Linked DNA regions of Homo sapiens: region 2 is linked to region 1. Evidence: read pairs that join two places in POLR2A ChIA-PET (ENCODE). Cell type or tissue: PC-3. All regions are shown on one strand. Links, peaks and the distances in the headings refer to the core of each region. The heading gives the core; the rest is flanking DNA. Region 1 overlaps LARP4 (La ribonucleoprotein 4). Region 2 holds the start of NR4A1 (nuclear receptor subfamily 4 group A member 1).

Region 1 (12,292 bases), core at 2,399-10,398:
GGGGTAACTTCAAATAGCATGAGGTTTAATTAGATGCTGATTTACAACATATGAGATAATTCCAGATCTCAAAATGAGCAATAGAAATAATTTTTAGTAACAGATGAAAAATATTCACAGTACTTTCAACCTCATCTCAATTAACTGCATCACTACGTACCATCAATACAACCATTTGGAAACCTAGGCATTGTCACTGATGACACATTTGATCCCTGTCTTTACATGTCTAATCTGTTCTCAGGTCCTGTGAAAATGCTTTCCAAAAATCTCCCATTGTTTAGGCTTGAACACTTGGAGTAGCCTCTTAACTGCTGTGTTACCAGTTTTTCCCCCCCTTAACAATCTGTTCTTCACATTGCTACCAGAGCTAGTGTTCTAAACCATAATCCAGTAACATACACTTAGTTCGACTTGATCCTCATTCCCTGTGTGCTATAGTTATTCTTATTTGTAAATGTAATACATTATTCTTACTAATCCCTCTGTGTTGAACTCTGTGTGTCACTTTCTGTTTTAAGCACTTTACATGTATTGACTCATTTAATCCTTACAGGAACCTAATGAGATAGTGCTTTTGTTTTCTTCAGTTTCCTAGTGAGGATAATAAGACACGAGGGTAACCTACCTAGTTTCACATAACTAGTAAGTGGAAGAACTAGGATAACAGTGACTTACATTTATTAAGAGGTTCTAAGAACTTACCATATTTAAATCTCATAATTGCTGTGAAGTAGGTGGGATTATTAGTTTCCATATTACAGATGAGGCTGTTTTCTAGCTGTCATTCTACTTCCTCTGTCTATGATGTTCTTCTCCCTTTTATCTTTCCCTGCTTTGAGGCTTTTATAAAGATATTCTCCTGAGTCTTCTTAATAGCTTTAAAGTTTTAAAGTATTTCAGAAGTGGGTCTTTGGTATATCTGGAATTAATTTTATATATAGTATAAGATAGGAATCTAGTTCTATTTTTCCCCATATATGGAAAGACATTTATTTCAACACTTAATTTTTTGTCATTTCTATTCTTCTGCAACTTCTGCAGCTATGAGATTTGTTTCAGATTCTCTGTTTTCTTTGAGTTCTGCTTCCCTGAACCAATATGGCTGTTTTGTTTTGTTTTGTTTTGTTTTTGAGACTGGGGTTTCTTTCTCTCTGTCACCTAGGCTCGAGTGCAGGGGCATGATCACGGCTCACTGCTGCCTCGACCTCTCAGGCTCAAGTGATCTTCCCACCTCAGCCTCCCAAGTAGCTGGGACCACAGGTGCACACCATCATGCCTGGCTAATTTTTAAATTTTTGGTAGAGTTGGGGTCTATGTTGCCTAGGCTGGTCTCAAACTCTTGAACTCAAACAGTCCTTCCATCTCAGCCTCCCAAAGTGCTGAGATTACAGATGTGAGCCACCACACCATGATTGCATTCCTGGATATCACTGTTTAATTTAATTTAATTTTATTTTCTTAATTTATTTATTTTTGAAATGGCGTTTCACTCTTACCACCCAGGCTGGAGTGCAGTGGCACAATCTCAGCTCAATGCAACCTCCACCTCCTGGGTTCAAGCGATTCTCCTGCCTCAGCCTCCGGCGTAGCTGGGGTTACAGGTGCCTAACAACCACGCCCAGCTAATTTTTGTATTTTTAGTAGAGACGGGGTTTTGCCATGTTTGCCAAGCTGCTCTCGAACTCCTGACCTCAGGTGATCCACCCACCTCGGCCTCCCAAAGTGCTGGGATTACAGGTGTGAGCCACCTTGCCTGGCCAGATATCACTGTTTTAATTATCATCATTTTATAATATCCTTATTTATTTCTGCTAGTTCTTTGTCCTTGACCCTATTTTTCAGGATTGTGTTGGCTCTTCTTAGATCATTACATTTTCAAACAATTTTAGAATATTTGTCTAGTTCCAACAAACAGCCAAACAAAATCTATAATGGAATTAATGGAATTCTGTTCAATTTATTGGTTAAATTGGGGACAGCTGGTTGTTTTAGCCTACATTATTCATTATTATGGTAACTATTATGTATTTCATTGTTAATTCAATTCATTTTTACTACTTTAAAATAATTTTGGTTGCTTTTTCTTCTTGGTGTCTTACTGATTTTTTTTAATGTTTTAATGTCTACAGATAATCACTATTTTGATTATTCCTTATACCTCCCATTTCTTATTTCTATTGCTTTTGCTGGGGGTCTCAGATATAGTAGTAAAAACACAAATATTTTATTATAAGTAATGTTTTTCTCTGCCATTTTAGTTTTTCTTTATGCTTCTTTTGATGAGCCATCACATAGCAACATAAGTTGCAAGAAAATTCACATTAACTTTTATACCATTTATTAAAATCAAATGACCTAACACCTGGAAAGACAGGTGCAGAAGCAAGGAATGCTATACTCCAATCCTGGTGGTGCTTTCTGCCACCAGCTGTTGTATCTTGAGTATGTCAGGCCAACCTGTAAGGTTCTGGTTTGTTTCTTTGTAGTGTCCATGCTCTTCATTTCTAAAGTTCTGTGATTTAGAAGTGATGACGTTGGAGGAAAGGGACATTAAGTGGATAATGTTTATCCACTCATTTCCTAATTTATTGATGATTTCATTAAGAGGCAGTGCTTCATTCTGTTTCAATTGTGATTTCTATGCCTGAAAATAACTGGTATCAGTTCCTTTCAGCCTAAGGAACTTCCATTGGTGTTTGTTACAGTACCAACCAGCAACGAATTCTCTTAGTTTTTCCTTAACTAAAAATGTCTGGTATTTCACACTCTTTTTTGAGACAGTGTCTTGCTTTATCACCCAGGCTGGAGTGCAGTGGTACAATCTCAATTCATTGCAGCCTCCTCTTGCCTCGCACCCACCCCCGGCCCGAGTTAGCTGCAACTACAGGTGCATGCCACCATGCTCAGCTAATTTTTCTACTTTTTTTGTGGTAGAGACGGAGTTTTGCTGTGTCATCCAGGTTGGTCTCTTAACTCCTGAGGGCAAGCGATCCCCCCACTAAGGCCTCCCAAAGTGTTGGGACTATAGACGTGAGCCACTGCGCCCAGCATTTGTGATGAGTATTTTCCATGGATACAGAATGCAGGGATGACAGCTAAAATTATTTTCCATTCTTTTAAGATACCATTCTGGACTCTTGTTTCTGATGAGATGTTCACCATCATTCACATGGTTCTTCCCCTGTATATGATGTGTCCTTTTTCTTTGCCTGCTGTCAAGATGTTTTATTTTTGGTTTCCAGTAGGTTGGCTATGGTGTGTCTAGTATGCTTTTACTTATTATACTTGGGAAATACTAAACTTCTTGGCTCTGTATGTTGATATTCTTTACTGCATTTGGGGAATTTCCAAATACTTGCCAAAAATTTTTTCTGCCCTCTCTTCTCCTTTCTTTTTTTGGTACTCCAATTTCATATGTTGGACTGATTGATGTCACTGAGATTCTGTTCATTTTTCTTCAACCTATTTTTGTTGTTGTTGTTGTTCTCCAGATTGGATCATTTCTGTGGATTTGGGTTCATCTTCAAGTTCACTGAACTTTTCTTTTGCTGTCCCCAATGTGATAGGACTGTCCAGTGAATATTTTAGATGCTGTATTCTAGAGTTTCCATTTTTCAAAATATTTCTTCTCTCTCTGCTGTGATTTCCCCTTAATTTCAATTTATTAGAAACATAAATGTTATCCATGAATATATGTACTTGTAAGAGCTGTATTAAAACTTTGTCTGCAGTCTGACATCTGGGTCATCTTGGAGTCCTTATTTTCCCTCCCTTTTTTTGATTCTTTTTCACCTGCAGTTCCATGCCCTGAAATATTTCTTTCATTGCCGTTTTCTTTTTTTCTTTTTTCTTTTTTTTTTTTTTTTTGAGACGGAGTCTCGCTCTGTCGCCCAGGCTGGAGTGCAGTGGCACAAACTCGGCTCACTGCAAGCTCCGCCTGCTGGGTTCACGCCATTCTCCTGCCTCAGTCTCCTGAGTAGCTGGGACTACAGGCGCCTGCCATCACGCTTGGCTGATTTATTTTTGTATTTTTTAGTAGAGACGGGGTTTCATCATGTTAGCCAGGATGGTCTCGATTTCCTGACCTCATGATCTGCCCACCTCAGCCTCCCAAAGTGCTGGGATTACAGGTGTGAGCCACCGCGCCTGACCAATTGCTGTTTTCTTGACTAGTGGTCTCTCTCTCTCCCTCTCTCTCTCTCTCTCTCTCTCTCTCTCTCTCTCTCTCTCTCTCTCTCTCTCTCTCTCTCTCTCTCTATATATATATATATATATATTTTTTTTTTTTTTTATAGACGGAGTCTCGCTCTGTTATCCAGGCTGGAGTGCAGTGGCATGATCTTGGCTCACCAAAACCTCTGCCTCCTGGGTTTCAAGCGATTCTCCTGCCTCAGCCTCCCGAGTAGCTGGTACTACAGACGCATGCCACCATGCTTGGCTAATTTTTGTAGTTTTAGTAGAGACAGGGTTTCACTATGTTGGCCAGGCTGGTCTCGAATTCCTGACCTTGTGATCCGCCCGCCTCAGCCCCCCAAAGTACTGGGATTGGAGGCGTGAGCCACCACACCCGGCCTAGTGGACTGTATTTTTAAAATAATGCTGTTTACTTGATTTTAGTTCCTTAGGGGACATTTTAACATTAAAGTGTACTATAATGTATGACATTACTTAGGTAAAAGCAATAGCCATAGTTATTTTTTAGGTCTTGTTAAAATCAGTTTGTCAAGGTTGGCCATAATTGATTTCTTATTGTTTGACTGATTGCAATTTTAGGAGTGGAGGAGGGTTCCTGGCCTATGGCTGTAAGGATCATAAAATGTATCTTTCATACATTCATTGCAGTGGTAATTTTATGCTTTCACATGTGTTATTTCATTTGATATTCCCAGCAACTTGGTGTGCCTTTGGTTTCTAATCTAACCTTCTTATATCTTCATATTATGTAGCTTGAGCATCCCAAATCCTAAATTTGAATTGCTCCAAAATCGAAAAGTTTTTGAGTACTAACATGCTGCTCAGTGGAAATGCTCATTAGAGCCTTTTGGATTTTCGGATTTGGGATACTCAACTGGAAAATACAATGCAAATATTCCTAAATACAAAAAAAGCTGGTACCAAGCATTTTGGGTAAGGCATACTCAGCCTGTGGTTTTATTAAAAGGGTCAGCAAACATTTTCTTTGAAGAGCCAAACAGTAAATATTATAGATGTTGATGGCCATGTAATTCCTGTTGCAGCAACTTGCAGGGCAAAAGCAGCCACAAGCAGTGCATAAAATGGTCTGCTTTATAAATTTACCAAGTGTTAGAGCATTTTTTTCCTTTTTAAAAGTAATATAGGAATTTGAAGCATATAAATTGATAAAATGGTATAATTAGTTACTGTTTACCCATTATCCAATTTTTTCCCCCAGTTTTATTTATTTTATTTTATTTTTTAAAGAGACAGGGTCTCACTTTGTTGCGCAGGCTGGAGTACAGTGTGCGTGATCATAGCACACTGCCACCTTGAACTCCTGGGCTCAAGGGATCCTTCTGCCTTCAGAGTAGCTAATTATTTTGTTTGTTTGTTTGTTTTTGTGGAGACAGGGTCTTGCTGTCTTCCCAGGCTGGTCTCAAACTCCTGACTCAAGTGATCTTCCCACGTTGGTCTCCCAAAGTGTTGTGATTACAGGTGTCAGGCACTGGGCCCAGCTCCGCACCACTCCCCCCCCATTTTTTTCTATTTTTTTTGAGACGGAGTCTTGCCGTGTTGCCCAGGCTGGACTGCAGTGACGCAATCTCAGCACATGGCAACCTCTGCCTCCCAGGTTCAAGGAGTTCTCTGCCTCAGCCTCCCGAGTAGCTGGGATTACAGGCACCTGCCACCACGCCCAGCTAATTTTTGTATTTTTAGTAGAGATGGGGTTTCACCATCTTGGACAGGTTGGTCTTGAATTCCTGACCTTGTGATCCACGCGCCTCGGCCTTCCAAAGTGCTGGGATTACAGGAGTGAGCCACCAGGTCTGGCCCCAGCCCCCAGTTTTAAAATTTTGGCAAAATGGACATACAATATACCATCTTAATTGTTCTTATTTTTGTTTGTTTTATCTTTTTCCCCCCATCTTAACTGTTCTTAAGTGTACAGTTTAGTGCTATTAAATACATTCACAATGATTTGCAGCCATCACTGCCATCTATCTCCAGAACTCTTTTTATAAGACTGAAACTCTATAAATGTTACCCAATTTTAACAGTTAGTAGAAAATGGCCATTGTTTCCTCTATATTCCCACTCATTTCTCTCCACAACCCCAGTCATCTTGAAGCAAATTTCAACCTTAATTTCAGATTTCATCCATAAATAAATTAAGATTTGTATCTCTATCAAGAGGGATTCTTTCCCTTTTTTTGAGACTGCGTCTTGCTCTTATGCCCAGGCTGGAGTGAAGTGTGGTCTTGGCTCACTGCAACCTCTGCCCCACTGGGTTCAAGCAATTTTCCTGCTTCAGCCTCCTGAGTAGCTGGGATTACAGGCACCCACCACCACGCCTGGCTAATTTTTGTATTTTTAGTAGAGACAGGGTTTCACCATGTTGGCCAGGCTGGTCTCAAACTCCTGACCTCAGTTGATCTGCCTGCCTTGGCCTCACAAAGTTCTGGGATTGCAGGCGTGAGCCACTGCACCCAGCCGAGATTCTTTCTTAATACATGACGACAATATCATCATTAGACTTTTAAAAATGAACAATGTCTTGAACATTATCAAGTACCTAGTCACTTTTCATATTTTCCTGATTCCCCTTCTTTCTCGTTTTTTCCTCTTTAAAAATCTGGTCTGGACACTGTGGCTCGTTCCTGTAATTCCAGCACTTTGGCAGGCAGATCACATGAGGCCAGGAGTTCCAGACCAGCATGGCCAACATGGTGAAACCCTGTCTCTACTAAAAATACAAAAATATTTAGCCAGGCTTTGTGGCTTATGCCTGTAGTCCCAGCTACTCGGGAGGCTGAGGCCCGAGAATCATTTGATCCTTGGAGGAGGAGGTTGCAGTGAGCCGAGATCACACCACTGCACCCCCAACATTGGCGGCAGAGCAAGACTGTGTCCAAAAAGAAAGTAAAATAAAAAATAAAAATCTGTAGTTTTTTCCTATAACTTTGTATTTTTTTCTTTTGGAAGTTTATGGGTAAGATAATCATTATCTGTCTTGCAGTGTTTCTTGGAATATAGATTTTGCTGCCTTTATTCTTGAGTGCAGTTTAACATGATTCTCTGTCCTTTCTCTCCTGTTTTTCATGCAAATTGGTCGCTAGATCTTTTTTTCTTTTTCTGTTTTTTAAAGACATGGCTATCATGGAAAGTAGCTAGATACTGATCTGTCTCCCATATTTCATGCATTTTGGTAGCAAGAGGCATGATGCCTTGCTACCTTGGTAGCAAGGGTTTGATTTTTGGGGCAATAGAGAGGATACAAAAGCTAGCTGCTATGCTCATTGGTCTGTTAATTCATTAGAGATTGCTAAAATTGTGGTATTTCTCTATCTATTTTTCATTTATTAGAAACTCTTACTCATCTTCATTACCCTGAGTTACAGGTTCTATGTGAAATCCATGTTACATGCTTGACTCTGGCTTTTATTACCAGTTTTTAAAAGTGTTGATTTTTTAGCCAATTTTTATCTGTTTTCGGTTTTGAATATTTAAACATATTTGGGGTGTTTACTGTTCGTGTTGATATTGGCCTCTTTGAATTGACTCCTGAGACCTTTTGTTATACAGCCATAGCAATTTTTTTTTTTTTTTTTTTTTTTTTTTTTGAGATGGAGTTTTGCTCTGTTGCCAGACTGGAGTGCAGTGGCACGATCTCAGCTCACTGCAACCTCCGCCTCCTGGGTTCAAGCGATTCCCCTGCCTCAGCCTCCCAAGTAGCTGGGACTACAGGTGTGCACCACCACGCCCAGCTAATTTTTTGTGTTTTTAGTAGAGACATGGTTTCACCATGTTGGCCAGGATGGTCTTGATCTGACCTCGTGATCCGCCCGCCTCAGCCTCCCAAAGTGCTGGGATTACAGGCGTGAGCCACCCTGCCTGGCCAGCCGTAGCAATCTTTACTGGTTACCTTGCTGTGCAGTTTGTCAAGATGTTCCAGGCTCTTACACATTTCATGCCAAAGGACTGGAGTCAACCAGTTCTTTTAAATCCTTAGGCTACTTTATGGGGAAATGGTATTTTGTGGACCACTGCCTAGACACAAGTAGTATTTGTGTCTACTGGTTTTGTCATTGTTTCTAAGCTTTTTTAGACAGAGCTGTTTAGTTTTTATGTTTTAAGACAAAAATGTAGGTTTGTACTGATGCTTACAATTTAAATTCAGGCTGTATGGTTTTCCTTTCTTCTGCCTCATGTCTGTTTCTCCTTTTTCCCATATGAAAATCTCGGAAAAAAATCCGCCTCCTGGGTTCAAGCAATTCTCCTGCTTCAACCTCCCGAGTAGCTGGGATTACAGGTGTGCACCACCATGCCTGGCTAATTTTTTGTATTTTTTTAGTAGAGATGGGATTTCACTATGTTGGCCAGGTTGGTCTTGACTCCTGACCTCAGGTGATCCACCTGTCTTGGCCTCCCAAAGTGCTAGGATTACAGGCATGAGCCATTGTGCCTGGCTGCCTTGTCTCCTGTTAATTTTTTTTTGACTTAATAGTGTATTCTGGAAGTCACTTCATAATGGTGTTTAGAGCATTTTTTCAGTTCTTTTTTACGTTTATGATACTCAGTTGTTTGGATGTACACGTTGTGTTCAACTGGTGATGGACTGTTGGGTTGCTTCTGGGGCCCATAGGTTTCCTCACCTTTTACAATTAGTGTTAGTGAATAGTCACGTGGGTATATTTTTTCCCCACAGCTTTATTAAGTTATTCTAGTTGGCAAATCAAATTGTATACATGCCTTTTTGGTATTGCAAACATTTAAAGTCAGCAATTTTGAATTACATAATACATTATTATTAACTATCATCACCCTGCTCTCCAGAACTTATTTCTTCTAACACAAACTTTATACCCTATGAAACATTTCCCCAGTCCCTGCCTCCCCCTATCCCTAGCTTATGGTAACCACCATTATACTGTCTCTATGAGTTCCACCTTGTTAGATTTCAAATACAAGTGAGATCATGCAGTGTTTGTCTTTATGTGCCTGCCCTATTTCACTTAGCATAATGTCTTCTAGGTTCATTCAGGTTGTCACAAATGACAGGATTTCCTTCTTTAAGACTGAATGGGTCTGGGCATGGTGGCTCATGCCTGTAATCTCAGCACTTTGGGAGGCCAAGGCAGGCGGATCACCTGAGGTCAGGAGTTCAAGACCAGCCTGGCCAACATGGTGAAACCCCATCTCTAGTAAAAATATGAAAATCAAGGCCAGGCGCGGTGGCTCATGCCTGTAATCCTAGCACTTTGGGAGGCTGAGGCGGGTGGATTGCCTGAGCTCAGGAGTTCCAGACCAGCCTGGGCAACAGGGTGAAACCCCGTCTCTACTAACAATACAAAAAAATTTGCTGGGTATGGCTGTATGTGCCTGTAATCCCAGCTACTCTGGAGGCTGAGGCAGGATAATTGCTAGAACCTAGGAGGTGGAGGTTGTGGTGAGCTGAGATCGTGTCATTGCACTTCAGTCTGGGCCACAGAGTGAGACTCTGTGTCTTAAAAAAAATACAAAAATCAGCCGGGCGTGTTGGTGGGTGCCTCTAATCCCAGCTACTCAGGAGGCTGAGGCAGGAAAATCATTTGAACCAGGTGGCGGAGGTTGCAGTGAGCCAAGATTGCACCACTGCACTCCAGCCTGGGCGACAGAGCAAGACTCTGTCTCAAAAAAATAAATAAATAAACAACTGAATGGTATTCCAGTGTGTGTGTACACCACGTTTTCTCCATCGATTCATTTGCTGTGGACACCGGGTTGTTTCCATATGTTAGCCACTATAAGTAATGCTGCAACACAGACAGTAGTGCAGATACCCTTCAGCATACTAATTTCATTTCCTTTGGATATACATAGGGTTGTTGGATCATACGGTACTTCTATTTTTAACTTTTTTTTGACCCAGAGTCTTGCTCTTGCCCAGGCTGGAGTGCGGTGGCACAATTTCAGCTCACTGCAATCTCAGCCTTCCAAGTAGCTGGGATTACAGGCGTGTGCCACCATGCCCAGCTGATTTTTGTGTTTTTGGTAGAGACGGGGTTTCACCATTTTGGCCAGGCTGGTCTGGAATTCATGACCTCAAGTGCTTTGCCCGCCTCAACCTCTCAAAGTGCTGGGATTACAGGCATGAGCCACTGAGCCTGGCCTATTTTTAACTTTTGAGGAATCTCCATACTAGTTTCCATACTGGCTATACTAATTTACCTTCCCAGCAACAGTGTACAAAAGTTCCCTTTTCTCCATATCTTCTCTAACACTTCCTGTTGTTTTTTTTGCTGCACCCATTTTAATAGATGTGAGATGCTATCTTGTGATTTCAACTTACATTTCTTTGATGATTAGTGATTTTGAGCATTTTTACATATGCCTGCATTTCTTTTATGAGTGAGTTTAGCATCTGTTTCATATGTTTAAGAGCCGTTTGCCTTTTTTTGTTCTGTGAACGCTGTTCATAGCATTGTTGGGCCTTTTCATGTCTGTTTTTACAATTCGTGTATTAGAGATACTAGTACCCTTGCCTGTGATGAGCTACAATTTACTGTTTTGACTTAGTTTTTTGGGAGGTTTTTACTCTGCTTGTTGTTGTTGTTTAGAGACAGGGTCTCGCTCTGTTGCCCAGGCTGGAGTGTGGTAGTGCGATCATAGCTCACAGCAGCCTCCAGCTCCTTGGCTCAAGCAGTCCTCCCCACTCTGCCTCCCAAGCAGCTAGGACTACAGGTTGCATGCCACCATGCCCAGCTTTTTTTTTTTTTTTTTCCTTGTAAGGGATGGGTCTCACTGTGGTACCCAGGGTGGCCTCGAACTCCTGGGCTCATGCGATCCTACCCCCTTGACCTCTGAAAGTGCTCAGGTTACAGGTGTGAGCCAGCACACCTGGTTATTTTGACGTGTGTTTGTGTGTGGCGGGGGGGGTTTTACCTTGTTTACTATGGTTTTTATACCATGAAAACGTTTTTATTATTTATTAATTAATTAAAGCTGTCATTTTCTTTTCTTTTGCTCTACTGATTCTACTGTAGGCAGAAATAGTATAGTCATGTAAAATATATGTTAAAATGTAAATTAAATGTATTTTTTAAAATATACACTTAATTCTTTGTTGCTATAATGTGTTCCTCTTCTAGGCAAGGATAAAAGCCATCAATACATTTTTTGCTAAGAATGGTTATCGATTAATGGATTCTAGTATCTATAGTCACCCCATTCAAACTCAAGCACAGTATGCCTCCCCAGTCTTTATGCAGCCTGTATATAATCCTCACCAACAGTACTCGGTCTATAGTATTGTGCCTCAGTCTTGGTCTCCAAATCCTACACCTTACTTTGAAACACCACTGGTAAGTGAGATCCTTACAATAAAATATAATAATATTTTTAATTTGAGCTGAAATTTGAAGAAATCAGTTGGAGTGGGAGCTCATTTATGTTGACATTGATGACTTTTTGGCCTTTATTTTATTTTATTTTTTGTATTTTTCGTAGAGATGGAATTTTGCCATGTTGCCCAGGCTGGTCTCGAACTCCTGTGCTCAGGCAGTCCACCCGCCTCAGCCTCCCAAAATGCTAGGATTACAAGCCACTATGCCCGGCCACTTTTTGGCTTTTAAACAGTGATATGGATATCTAATTCTCCATACCAAATAAATGCATATGACTAAGAGGTGAGCTATTAGAGCGCATAATTTTATTCCATAAAATTTGCTGAGTGAATTGAAAGAAGAGACTGGATAACTTTTGCGTGATTTTAAATGCATTTTAGTGTTGCGAAATGTCAGACCAGACATTCTTTACTAAGTTATGAATTGTTCATAAATCCAGTGGTACTTGAAGTGAATATTGCAGAAATGAATCAGTAAAATATTTTAAGATATTTTTGGCTTGTAAAAGATAAATTCATAAGCTCATTAAGGTTCTTGTGACCCTCACACCAGATTTTACCTTTGCCATTAATATTGTTTAAACATACATTTTTTTCTAGGCTCCCTTTCCCAATGGTAGTTTTGTGAATGGCTTTAATTCGCCAGGATCTTATAAAACAAATGCTGCTGCTATGAATATGGGTCGACCATTCCAAAAAAATCGGTAAGATAAAAACCATAGCTGTAAT
Region 2 (12,292 bases), core at 4,083-12,082, 1.6 Mb after region 1:
TGTGGCAGGCCAGAGGGCCTATGGAGTCTGTGGTGTCGGGGGTGGCCTCTGTGAATGGGAAGGCAGGGACAGCCCTTCCACTACTGGTGTTCTAGCACATCTCCTTCACTTACAGAAGAGGAGACTTAGGTACAGAGGGGAGAAATGACTTTTCCAGGGGTCCTGCAGTGAGGATGTGTAGAGCCAAGCCCAGAACCATGCCTCCTGGGTGGCTGGCAAGCACAGGCACCTGGTCTGACTGTGGAAGACATACCTTCCTTGACTGAGGGTGCTTCCGGAGAAGGCCCACACTGATCTGGGGCTGAGAGGTGGAGGACGGGAATGGGATTTTCAGCAGGCCTTTCCTGGGGACATGAGATGGGGCCAAGGGCACTGTAGTCCTGGTTCTGTGCCTAAAGGAGCTGGAGCTCTGCCTTGCACCCCAGACAGGGGTCATGAGATTCCCTTCCTCCTTCCCTGGAAGAGGGCCATCTTTGGGCAGCAGCCCTCCCAGGCCTTGAGAAATCCCGGATGAAGCACGCACTGGCTCAGTATCTCCCTCAGCTTCCCAAACACTGTTGCCTCATGGGGGGTCAGCGTTCAGGGTGCAGAGAGCCCCAGAGAGGTGGCTGGGGTGGGGAGGATGGGGTGTCTGGTCCCAGCCTGGAGGGAAGGGGGAAGCCCTGGGAAGCAGGGCCTCCTGTTCTGGGGGCAGGGCTGGGTGTGTGCCTGGCCTCCTGATGGCAGCAGGTGCTGTACCACCAACCTCGGGCTGAAGACAGGGAGAGGAATTACTGTAAGGGGGAGAGGCAGGTGTTCTCTGGTCAGCTGGAGATCTGGACTTGGGAAGCACGTGAGTGAGGATGACAGCAGTGGCCAGGTGTCCCTCCCTCAACTCGGCCCCTACATCCGCCCCCAGTCCAGACCCAGCTTCCTGAGCACTCAGCCCTCCCTCTGGGTACACAGCAGCCCTGGTGGGCAGAATTCCTTGTGTTTACCTCGTTGTCTGGGTGATGGTGGTGATTGGGTGGAACTCCCATGCCAGATATACTGCCAAGGCCACCCTGAGGGGCTGCCAACCGGGGCCCCATGAGTGCTAGAGCTGCTGGTCTTGTGACGTGGGCACCTGTCTGCCAGGCCTGGGCACGGGCCCAGGGTCACGCTCATGCTGGGGCTCCCGTCAGCTGACTATTTTGGGCTCTTGCTGACCTGGGCCAAAGTCAGGTCCAGTCAAGAGGGCCCAAAGTGGCTCCCCCCATCCCCAGAGGCCGGCTCTGGTTTCTGCTATATAAACAGAGGAGGACACGCCGGCTTGGAGGCAGCACCACATCCAGAGCTCGCTCAGCTGCTGCCCAGCCTCGGCTGTGAGGATAGGCTGGCTGGGCAGCACGTCTCTCCCCACAGGGCTCCCTGAGACCACCAGGAAGAGCCCCCAACCAATCTTGGGATTCTCCCTTCGTGCGGTTGTCTGGGACCTTTTTCCAGGGTCAAAGCAGATCGTGAGGAGGAAGCTGGTGAGTCTTGGGACAGGGACATTGAGGAATGGGAGCTGGGCTGTTTGGATTTTTTCCCATTGTGACTGTCATGCCAAACCCTTTGGCCTTGGGCTGCGGGGAGGAAGCAAGGGTGGCCGACAACTGGAGGCATGAGTGTGCAGCTTGACCACAGCTGGATGACGGTAGTTGGACTTGTGAACGCTGTGACTGAGAACTAGGAGAGGTGTACAGAGACAGCTAATGCAGTCTAGCTCCTTTCTCAGAGCTTCCCCACAGGGTGTCCGTCCTCCTCTCCTCTCCACCCCGCCTGGATGAGGCACTGGTCACTGCGGCGAGTTTGGTGTCCATTGGGGTATCTCAGGATTGGCTTCTGAGTGGGGCCCCTGAGCCCCCACTAGTTGGGACTGAGTGGCTGGGCCAGGGGCTTGGCGTTCTGCTGAGCCCTCAGTCCCTGGCCTGCCCCGCTTGCCGGGCCCTTGCCCGGCCTCCCAGCTGCTTTGGGTGCCTGAGAAGCAGAGCTGGAGAGAGGTCTGGCAAGTCCGCCAACCAGCTTGCCACAAACACGCTCCGGGACCTGGGCCAGGGACTCTGGCCCGGCATGGAACAGGCAGCAGCTCCTTACGTGGGAGGCTCCTGTGCTCTCCTTCCCAGTTCTCAAAAAAAAATTTTCCCCTTTCTGAACGTGAGTCTCTAAACGAATCCAGAGCCTGTGACTAAAAATACTTTAACAATAGGAAAGTGCATCAGTCTTTCCGGCTGGGACTCGTTATCAGAGAGTTTTTATTTTGGAATTTGAAATTTTGCCCACGTAGGCTGGGTGGAGACCTTGGGCAGAGGCAAGGGAATTTGGTGGGTGCTGATGTTCTGCAAGGTGGTGGGAGACCCTCCAAGGCGAGAGGAGAAGAGAGCTGGCCAGGAGCTGAAGAGACTGAGAGGGAAACTGAGGGAGGTTCAAGGCGTGGGGCAACCTTTCCCAAAGGAACTCCGTGATCTTGTCTGTGTTTTCCAGCCCCGTCTGGTGGTTCTTCCTGAAGTCTGATCTTATTCTTTTATGCTGTATGTTAATTTCTTCTGGCCTGAGAGGGAGGGAGGGAGGGGTAGAGAAATCACTGGACTGAAGATAGCCTCTGTGGCCATAGCCTGACCTCCTTAATTAACTAGCTCTCTCCAGAGTATTAATTGACCACTCGCTGCATACACAGTCTAGAATTCTCCCAGTGCTGGGTAGAGCCACATCTCTGGGCACACTCTCTTTTCCTCTCACTCAGCCCAGGAGTGGGAGAAGTAGAGATGGGGTTACTGTTTGTCTGTAGTTCCTGGAGCAGGAGGGCTGCCGGCTCCCCCGTCCAGCTGAGGACCCTGCTATCTCCTGCCCCTGCCACCCTCCCTGCCAGCCCCAGGATTCTGCTGCAGGCTGCTGTGGTTGTCCCGTTGCAGACATGAGTTCCACAGGGCCGAGTGTGGGACTTGAGTATGCATGGATTTTGGTATATGTCGGGGTCCTGGAACCCATCCCCCTGTAGCACTTCCCTGTGCCCTGGAGGTACTGCCTGCCTCCCGACTTCCACCCTCACTTGCCATTACAGGTTTCCCATGACAGTGGGGGAGCCCAGGCCCCAGGCAGTGCTACATTTGGATGTGGAGCCTCTCCTTTCCATTGTGAACTGAATTCTACCAGCACTGGGCCTGGTGATGTCTGCATTAGGCAGATGAGGAAGCAGTCTTGGAGAGGACAAGGGACTGGCCTCAGGTCACACATCAGGCTTGCTAGCTCCTGGACAAAGATGCCTCTGATAGCTCTTCCATATTTCGCCCCTGCTGAGAGCTGAGGGGAGGAGTGCGGCCACTAGCTGACCTGCCTGGGTCCCTGGGAGGCTGGTTTTGGGGAGGTAGTGATACATGTGCTCATGGTAGGGCTTGGGCAAGGGCCAGGAGAGCAGAGCCTGGGCCTGACCTTTCACCCCTGGTTCCCAGAGCTGCCCACGGGAAGCCCCCAGGGCAGTAGGCAGTGCTTCCCTGCCCACAGTGCAAATCCCCCTGCCTACTGCCAAAGCAGGAAGAGGAAGTGGCCGGGTCAGGGCTGGCAATAGGCCCTGGGGCCGAGGAGGGGAAGCTCCCAGGGCCACTTCTGAGCTGGAGAAGGCAAAGCTCACTCCTTCTGCCCACCCCAGGGGAAGGGTGTGGAGGCCCATGGGTGGGGACAGTCTCAGTGAAAGTAGGGCAAGTTCCTGACCTCTACTCAGTAGGGGTGGGGCCCAGCCCAAGGTGGAGGGGCAGCGTGGGAAAAGGGCTGTGTAATTCCACTTCCTTCATCCCCTGTTTACCCATCTCCACCCCTACCCTCTGGGCTGGGGAATGGTGGTGGACATTGGCTGCTCACTTGGGGCCTGCCCTGGGCTACTTACTACTGAGGATGCACAAAGGATCTTCCCACCACGGACTAGGAGACAGTGCCCTTGTCCTCATGTTGTTCACATACTGGTCGGTGAGGGATGGGTCTGAGTACATGATAAATCCCTGGGCCCCATAAGATTTGACTAGGAGGGGTAAGGGCCTGGTGAACTGCTCAGAAAATAAACTGTGTTGTCAGCAGGAGGACCCCTTTCTACTATGAGATATTGCATTCCCTGCTAATCATACTTGTGCTCTATCTGTTGATAGAACAAATACATAATGAGAAACAGCCACTGTGCTTTCAGAAGAACACACTTGAAAGAATTTGTTCTCAATAAATTACATCTGCATCTGGATCCATATGAAGAAATACGTTCCTCTCATTCAGGCGTGGCTATTTTAAAATAAAATTTGGGCCGGGCACGGTGACTCACGCCTGTAATCCCAGCACTTTGGGAGTCCGAGGCAGGCGGATCACGAGGTCAGGAGATCGAGACCATCCTGGCTAACACAGTGAAACCCCATCTCTACTAAAAATACAAAAAATTAGCCGGGCGTGGTGGCGGGCGCTTGTAGTCCCAGCTACTCAGGAGGCTACTAGGAGGAAGGGAAACAGTATGCACAGTGGGTGAAACAGTATGTGCAAAGTGGGTGGTGGGAAGGTTTAGCTCAAGGTCCTTATATGGGGTCGGTGGGGAACTGCGGTGATGAGGGCAGATGGATAGGCTGGGCCGTGGTGTGGGGGCCTGACTAGGTGGGGCTGTCTCGTCTCCATCGTGACATCTCTCCCCGCCCTTCCATGTTGTCATGGCCTTGCCTTACCTCCAGGTCCCTGTCTCTAGTTTTGGATACCTCTCTCATTATTACCTGTTCCCTCCTACCCCATCTCCCCGACAATTAGCTGTTCACTCTGACCTTGTTCTTGAAGGTTAGACTTGGAGGGGTGTGTGCTGGGAGTCTGTGGCCAGTCTGGGACCAGCATTTGTTTTAGGCCTCCCAAAGTCCACGTCAATTGTGCCTTTCTCCAAAGTTCCACTAGCTGGACCCCACTCTCTCAGAGGCCCAGGCCATTCTCCCTTGAGGGCCCACAAGGCCTGGGATCCCCAAGCCCCTTTCACCTCTCTCGCCTTTATCTTAGGCTAGGTGCTCCACACGGGAACCTGCATTGGTGGCCCCAGCTGTGTTTCCACAGAGGGACTTTGCCTTTTTCTCCTTATTTACTTATTTTCAGAATGTGGTGTGTTGAGCACCCCCACCATCTCCCACCCCTGCAAGCATGACCAGGTGGCAGCTGTAGTTCCTTATCCTCCTCCAGGCTTTGGGGCAGCAGGACTGCAGCCTCCATAACCTGCAGCAGCTTGGGGAGGTGGGGCCTGGGCTGCAGGCCCAGATCTGGAGGCTAGATGCTGAGATTCAGACCAGGGACCTGGACAGCTCCTCACCACACTCAGTTTTCCTTGGGCTTATGGGTGGGCCTACCCCACAGGATGGTCTGTGCCACTTTTTACAAATGCCAAGTTGTGAGGAGGAGAGGAGGGTGCCTGAGCTTGAGGCTGGTTCAACTCTCAAAGAGCTAGCAAGGCTGGGCCGAGGGCGGTGGCTCACGCCTGTAATCCCAGCACTTTGGGAGGCCAAGGCGGGTGGATCACGAGGTCAGGAGATCGAGACTATCCTGGTTAACACGGTGAAACCCCGTCTCTACTAAAAATACAAAAAATTAGCTGGGTGTGGTGGCAGGCACCTGTCGTCCCAGCTACTCAGGAGGCTGAGGCAGGAGAATGGCATGAACCTGGGAGGCGGAGCTTGCAGTGAGCCGAGATCGCACCACTTCACTCTAGCCTGGGCGACAGCACCATCTCAAAAACAAAACAAAACAAAAACAAAAAACAAAAAAAGAGCTAGCAAGGCTGAGATTGAGCACAGACTGGTCAAGCCACAGATAACGCACTTGTTCTTGCTGGTTGGCAGGAAGAACAATGGCTTGGCTGATCATCTTTTGCTACCTATTAAAATTGGTTTTATTTTGGCCGGGTACAGTGGCTCATGCCTGTAATCCCAGCACTTTGGGAGGCCAAGGCGGGCAGATCACAAGGTCAGGAGATCAAGACCATCCTGGCTAACACAGTGAAACCCCGTCTCTGCTAAAAATACAAAAAAATTAGCTGGCGTGGTGGCAGGCACCTGTAGTCCCAGTGACTCGGGAGGCTGAGGCAGGAGAATGGCGTGAACCCGGGAGGCGGAGCTTGCAGTGAGCCGAGATAGTGCCACTGCACTCCAGCCTGGGTGACAGAGCGAGACTCCGTCTTAAAAAAAAAAGTTAGTTTTATTTTCTAGGGAAGGCCCTGCTGGGGTGGAGGGAGACATCCTGGGGCAAAGTGGGTGCTAGGTGAGGAAGTCAGCCTGTGACACAGCTGGGATCAGTTCCACCCAGCAAGACTTGCTGTGTGCTCCTGAGCAAAGTGTAGCTCCTCTTGGAACCCTTGACTCCTAATCTGCAAAATGGGAGGACTTGAATTCTATATGTGGTTTTAAACCTTTTTTTTTTTTAAGCTGTGGAGTCATTTTCCACAAAAGGATTCCACAAAATCTAAGCAAAATCTTACGGAAAAGCCTAAGAGAAAGAAAAGCAAAACTTTGCCTGAAATGAGGTAGGGATCCTGGATGGGTCCAATTGGCATCATCCTGCCCACACTTCACATTCAACCAGTGGCCTTGAAGGAAGATGGTTTGGAGCAACCCAGAGCTCTCTGCAGATGCATTCACGTTGAGACTGTATGCTGGGATGGAGGGTTCTGGCAGGTTCTGACCAGATGACTGAATGCCATCAGCATTACAGTCACCCCTTGGTTTATGAAGGGGGTTGGCTCCAGGACCCCAACTTGTACTGCGAATACTCAAGTCCCACTGTTGGCCCTGTGGAACCTGTAGATACTAAAAGTCGGCCCTCTGTATATGTGGGTTTTTGGATCCATGTTGGATTGAAAAAAAATCCCCAAATCCCCATATGAGTGGACCTACACAGTTCAAACGTGTTGTTCAAGGGTCAACTGTGTATGAAGACTGCTCCATCTGTGGTGGACAGTGAGGCTTTAGAAAGAGGAGACAGGCAGGCTAATGGATGGTCTTCATGGGTGTGGGAAAGGAGGAGTGGTCACTGGGCGCAGGCAGTTGGTCTGTGGGACCAGTGAGGCATGGGCTGTGGCTGGCAGTAGGAAAGCGGGAGAGGCTGAGTGCAGTGGCTCATGCCTATAATCCCAGCACTTTGGGAAGCCAAGGCAAGAGGCTTGAGCCTGGGAGGTCCAGGCTGCAGTAAGCCATAATCATGCCACTGCATTCTAGGCTGGGCAACAGAACAAGACCTTGTCTCAAAGACAACAAAACAAAACAAAAACGGGGAGAGGAAAGGACCCAAGAGATGTTCCAAAAAAGAATTTCAGGAAACAGTGAAAAGTTGCAAATGGGGCATCAGGAGCCAGGAGCAGAGATTAGGTGGCAGGCAGGGGGTGCAGAAATGACAAGTTCTGTCTGGAACAGATGAAATTTGAGGTGCTTGTGGGACCTTTGAGTGGGCAGAAGCGGGGGCTGGAGACAAGGGTGTGGGAAAACTGTGATGGGGGTTGAGGGTGGAAATCGGGCCGGCAGAGCCTCCGGGGCAGAGAAAGTCCTATGGGGTGACCAGATGAGTTGAGAACTGGGTGGGTGGGTGCAGGCTCAATGGAAGCAGAAACTCATGGATATTGACTTACATGGGAGAAGGGGAATGGATGGGGGTCGCAGTGGGGTGGCAGGGCTCTCTTTTCCTTGTTTTTGTTTTTTTGCCCTTCCCTCTTCTCTTACTTTTCCGTGAGGGCTCCCCAGGCTCAGGAGAGATCAGGGTGGAAGGGTGACGGCCAAACCAGGGAAGGCTCCAGGTGGCTGAAGCCTGGTCTGTGCCCAGCAGGGCCCTGGCGGGCTGTTCCTCACTCCACCGGGCAGGTGATAACTGGTCAGAGCTGCCTCCCCACAGGTGCTGGAGGTAGGCTGGGAGGGCCGGTGCTCCCTGATGTGGACAGGGGGAGGGGTATTGATAAGAGGCGTGGAGAGATCCCTAGAGATGCAGTCTGTGGCCCTGGGTTCCAACCCAGTGTGCCACCACCTGGCTGTGTGACCTTCAGCAAGTGCCATTATTTCTCTGAGCCTGTTTGTTTATAAAATGAGGAAGAGTTGGCACAAGTTTGAAAAGATTTCTCAGGCTCCACCCGGTTCTGAAATTCGGTAATTTCCCAACTAGGGTGCACTCCCCCTGTAAGGGGCTGGGGAGGGGACGGTGCGAAACCAAGTTCAGCTTGTGGAGCGGAGCCAGAGCTGTTGGCCGAGCTTGGGCCTGGCCAACGCCTGCCCTCGGGAAGGTCCTGTGTAGGGAGACTGCCTGGAGGGACTAAGCGAGGGCTCTAACTGACGTCTCAGGGGCAGCCTCTCAGCCTGAGACCCTGCTGGGGAAGCCGCGTCCTGTGCACTAGCTGCGCCTAGGGCTGAGGTGAGGGCGCAGGCTCCCCAGGGTGTGTCCGAATTGCCCGCCTCAGCCCGCGGCCTGTCCTGACCGCCCAGCAGCGGCAGCAGCGACACCCTAGGGCTCCAGGAAGGGCTTGGGAAGGTGTAAAGGCGGGGCTAGGCTCGGAGGGAGCCGGAGGGACCGGGCGCGGTTGGCTCCCGGGAGCAACTGGAGAGTGAGGAGATCCTCATCCGGGGAAGCCCCGCGGCCGCGTCTCTACAGCGCCCCTTCTCGGGCTCTGGCCCTCCCGCTGGTTATTCTGGACCTGGGGGCCCCCAGCTGGGACCCGAGTCCGGTGCGGGGAGCCTAGTGGGCCTGGGAGCTGCTATTTTTAGCGGGCGCGGCGGGCGCGAGGAGCCTATTTATAGATCAAACAATCCGCGCTCCCTGCGTCAATGGAACCCCGCGTGCGTCACGCGCGCAGACATTCCAGGCCCCCCCTCCTCGCCCCGCCCCCTCGGGCTCCCCGGGCCGCACCTCCCCCTGGCCGCCTCCCGCCGGAACCGCACCGCCCCCCGCGCCCTTGTATGGCCAAAGCTCGACGGGCGGCCTGCGTCAGTGGCGCCCCCGCCCCTCCCCGTGCGTCACGGAGCGCTTAAGAGGAGGGTCGGGCTCGGCCGGGGAGTCCCAGTGGCGGAGGCTACGAAACTTGGGGGAGTGCACAGAAGAACTTCGGGAGCGCACGCGGGACCAGGGACCAGGCTGAGACTCGGGGCGCCAGTCCGGGCAGGGGCAGCGGGAGCCGGCCGGGTAGGTTCCCTTCGGGGAACGTGCATCTGTTTTTAGGAGCGGTGCATGAAGGAGATGGGTGTACGCGCGGGCAGAGAGGATGTTGTAGGGCCGGCATGCAAGAGGGTAGGTGTAGTGTGCAGCTGTAGCACAACGGGATGAGAACCCAGGTCAGACTGGAAACTACTGGGTGCGGGGTAGGAGGTAGGGGAGGTTGACTACCTGCAAAGTGGAAGCTGTAGGGGGTTGGGGTTGGCGCCGGGAGTAGGGACTTGTCCAGCAGGCGGCTGGCCTTAGTTCAGTCTCCTAGGGTGCCCAACTGGGCGCACGGTGCTCTGAACTTGGGTGGGTGTGGATGGGGGTCACAGCACCGTGGGGGAACAGGTACACAGAGCTTTGGCGCTGCTGGGATCCGTACGATTCTAACTGGGATTGGATTTCCAAAAGGCCCTCCTTCCTCCCAGCCTGTCAGCTCCCTCCCAGTGTCCCGGTTGTTTTCTTAACACTTTAGAGGCTGTGGCTGAGTTGGCAGGGGTTCCCCACCCTGAACTTTCTGTCTGAGGTGCGTTAGGAAGCCTCCGGATCATTGAAGGAAGTGACTGGCTTGGTGGCTGACCTGTGGAGGGCTGCTTGCTGTGTATTGAATAAAGGAGGCTTCTTGGGGTCGGGGCAGGGTCTCTGTAAGCACAGGGAGAATTGATTTCGCTGGGGCTTGGATCACGTGTGTGTGTGTGTGTGTGTGTGTGTGTGTGTGTGTGAGAGAGAGAGAGAGAGAGAGAGAAAGAGAGACAGAGGTGGAAACCCTTGTCCTTGGGGATCCTGGATAGAAGTTGCCAGTGTTGGAGTCTTGGGGCGGTGCTGCCTAGAGGATACCTCCCAACCATTCCAGCTCCAGATGCTGATCATCCCTATGCCCCCTCCCCCAGTAGTCTCTGTTGGATCTTACAGGTAGGGTGCAGCCTGAGGCTTGTTCAGCAGAACAGGTGCAAGCCACATTGTTGCCAAGACCTGCCTGAAGCCGGATTCTCCCCACTGCCTCCTTCAACCCCGCCTCTTCCTCCTCCTGTGGGACTGCTCCCCCCTCCTGTGAGGCTAGATGTAGGTCCATATCTTGTGTTGTTAAGAACCTGCATGAAGGGGGAGGGACTGATGGGGGTTGATCCGGATGTGGGACGTCCAGGTGGAGAAACAGGATTTGAATAAGGCAGGAACAAGCGCCCAGTTCTGCCCAACTGCTGTCTTTCCTCCTTCACCCCCAGCCCATCCCTGGCCAGGCTGTCCTAGTGCAGGCAGATGTGGCCACCCTCACCTCTCGCAGGGTGCTGCATGCCTGTGGACTGGTGCCACTGGGTGTGTGGGGCCTGAGCTACAAGGGTCTCTGTTGTCTTGGTTGTCAGGCTAGGGGTGGAGGTGCCCTGTTCAGGGCCTGTGGAGTTAGAAGGAAGGCTAGGACCAGAGAGGACTTCCTGGGCTCTTGGCCAGGAGGTGGTGACAGCCTTTGCCCCCATCACTGCACCCCTTGATTATGGTACTCTGTTCCTGCTTGATTTCTTCTCCAGCTTCCCTCATTGACTGGTGAGGCCAGAGTTACGCAGACCCCAGGTGTGTAGGTTGGGAGGGAGACTGTCCTGGAGCCTCCTCTGCATTATTTTTTGACCATTCTGTGAATGTAAGGATCTGCCTGAATGATGCTATCTCTGTTCAGGCTCTCTTCAGGCTCCTCGGGACTGGGGCTGTGTAACCCCCTTTGCCTGAGCCTCTGGATTCTTCAGGGCACAGACCCTGCTTTAGTGGAGGGACCCAGGCAGGGGCAGAATGTCTTCCACCCACCCACCAGCAGGCTTCTCCTTAAGTCTTCTGCTGGACTCTCAGAGTTCTCTTATTAAGATAACTGGGGGCAGCAGAACATTCTTTTTAGGTACTGTTGTCCATTCTCCTGAGAGTCCAGGGGGCTGTGGTCTCCTTCCTCCCCCCTTGCCCTGTCCCCAGCAAATGGCCTTTAAAGGTCTGGAGCCAGGTTACCGATGAGGAGGCCTAGGTTCCCTTCCTCTTTGCTTCTGGGAGCATCTCGAGCAGTGCAGAGTGGCTTCCCAGCCCCAGATGGCAGGATTGGGGTGGGTTTGGGATCTGCTGCCTTTGCTCAGTGTGCAGGGTTGGGGTGGAAATGGGGGACAGGCTAGGGCCTCTGCATTAGGCTGCCTTCTTAGGCAGGTGGGCTTTCACTTCCAGCTCCTCTTCCATTTTCACGATGTCCTTCTTCCTAGGCACTGCGAGGGGAGGAGAAAAGGGGCTTTGCAGAGGCCTGGGAGTATTCCCAGGAAGTGCCTGGTTGGCGAAACAACCAGGGAGCTGCTCCTGGGAGCTGGGCTGAGGCTTTGCTGGGCTGCCTCTCCCACTCACCCTTCTCCCGGCCCCCACCATGCCTTCCCCATGGGGGAGGGGCAGGGGGCTGGAGGAACACAGCTTCCCCCTGTTCTAGCAGAGAAATGCTGGCTGTATGCCTCCCCTAGGGTTCCCAGGCTGACTAGGGTGTGGCTGGCCTTCTGATGGAGCCCACTCATGCTGGGCCGCTGCCCAGGGGCTTTGTGGCACCTAGGTCGAGATGGTACTCAGGCCAGGGGTCAGGATTCCTGGGTGCTCTGGTCCCGGTGCCTCTGTCTCATCTTTAGGCTGGGATTCCTGCCACCTTGCTGCTCTGGGGCCCAAATACTTTGAGACAAGGCTATAGGCTTGTCCCACTGACTCTCCTTTCCCTCCCTGGGGTCTCCTCTCTCTCCAGAGATGCCCTGTATCCAAGCCCAATATGGGACACCAGCACCGAGTCCGGGACCCCGTGACCACCTGGCAAGCGACCCCCTGACCCCTGAGTTCATCAAGCCCACCATGGACCTGGCCAGCCCCGAGGCAGCCCCCGCTGCCCCCACTGCCCTGCCCAGCTTCAGCACCTTCATGGACGGCTACACAGGAGAGTTTGACACCTTCCTCTACCAGCTGCCAGGAACAGTCCAGCCATGCTCCTCAGCCTCCTCCTCGGCCTCCTCCACATCCTCGTCCTCAGCCACCTCCCCTGCCTCTGCCTCCTTCAAGTTCGAGGACTTCCAGGTGTACGGCTGCTACCCCGGCCCCCTGAGCGGCCCAGTGGATGAGGCCCTGTCCTCCAGTG

The links. Peaks named below come from ENCODE experiments on the same cell type or tissue, not always from the same donor. Only the 100,000 strongest peaks of a DNase experiment are listed, where the experiment ranks them.
Region 2: POLR2A ChIA-PET joins it to region 1 with 23 read pairs; 2 of 35 experiments call an interaction of 5 or more read pairs at or near these places.

Annotation. Positions count from the first base shown.
Region 1 is chr12:50,442,151-50,454,442 of GRCh38, forward strand. LARP4 (La ribonucleoprotein 4) reads left to right here. Exons shown (of 16, transcript NM_052879.5): 9 at 11,310-11,522; 10 at 12,164-12,267. Among named protein-coding and RNA genes, the nearest start is that of SNORD133, 8.3 kb to the right of the region's middle. In PC-3, for the core only: no CTCF peak of the experiment used is centred there; no DNase peak of the experiment used is centred there.
Region 2 is chr12:52,042,419-52,054,710 of GRCh38, forward strand. NR4A1 (nuclear receptor subfamily 4 group A member 1) reads left to right here and starts at 9,024. Exons shown (of 7, transcript NM_173157.3): 1 at 9,024-9,150; 2 at 11,909-12,292. The coding sequence starts at 11,911. It overlaps LOC107984510 (a long non-coding RNA gene), which reads right to left and starts at 8,736. Exons shown (of 2, transcript XR_001749148.3): 1 at 7,616-8,736; 2 at 6,187-6,791. RefSeq lists a silencer at 8,659-9,068 and enhancers at 9,160-9,717, 10,569-10,688. In PC-3, for the core only: CTCF peaks have their summits at 8,435 and 8,644; DNase peaks (open chromatin) are centred at 8,543, 8,883 and 10,273; H3K4me3 peaks cover 3,346 bases; H3K27ac peaks cover 2,250 bases.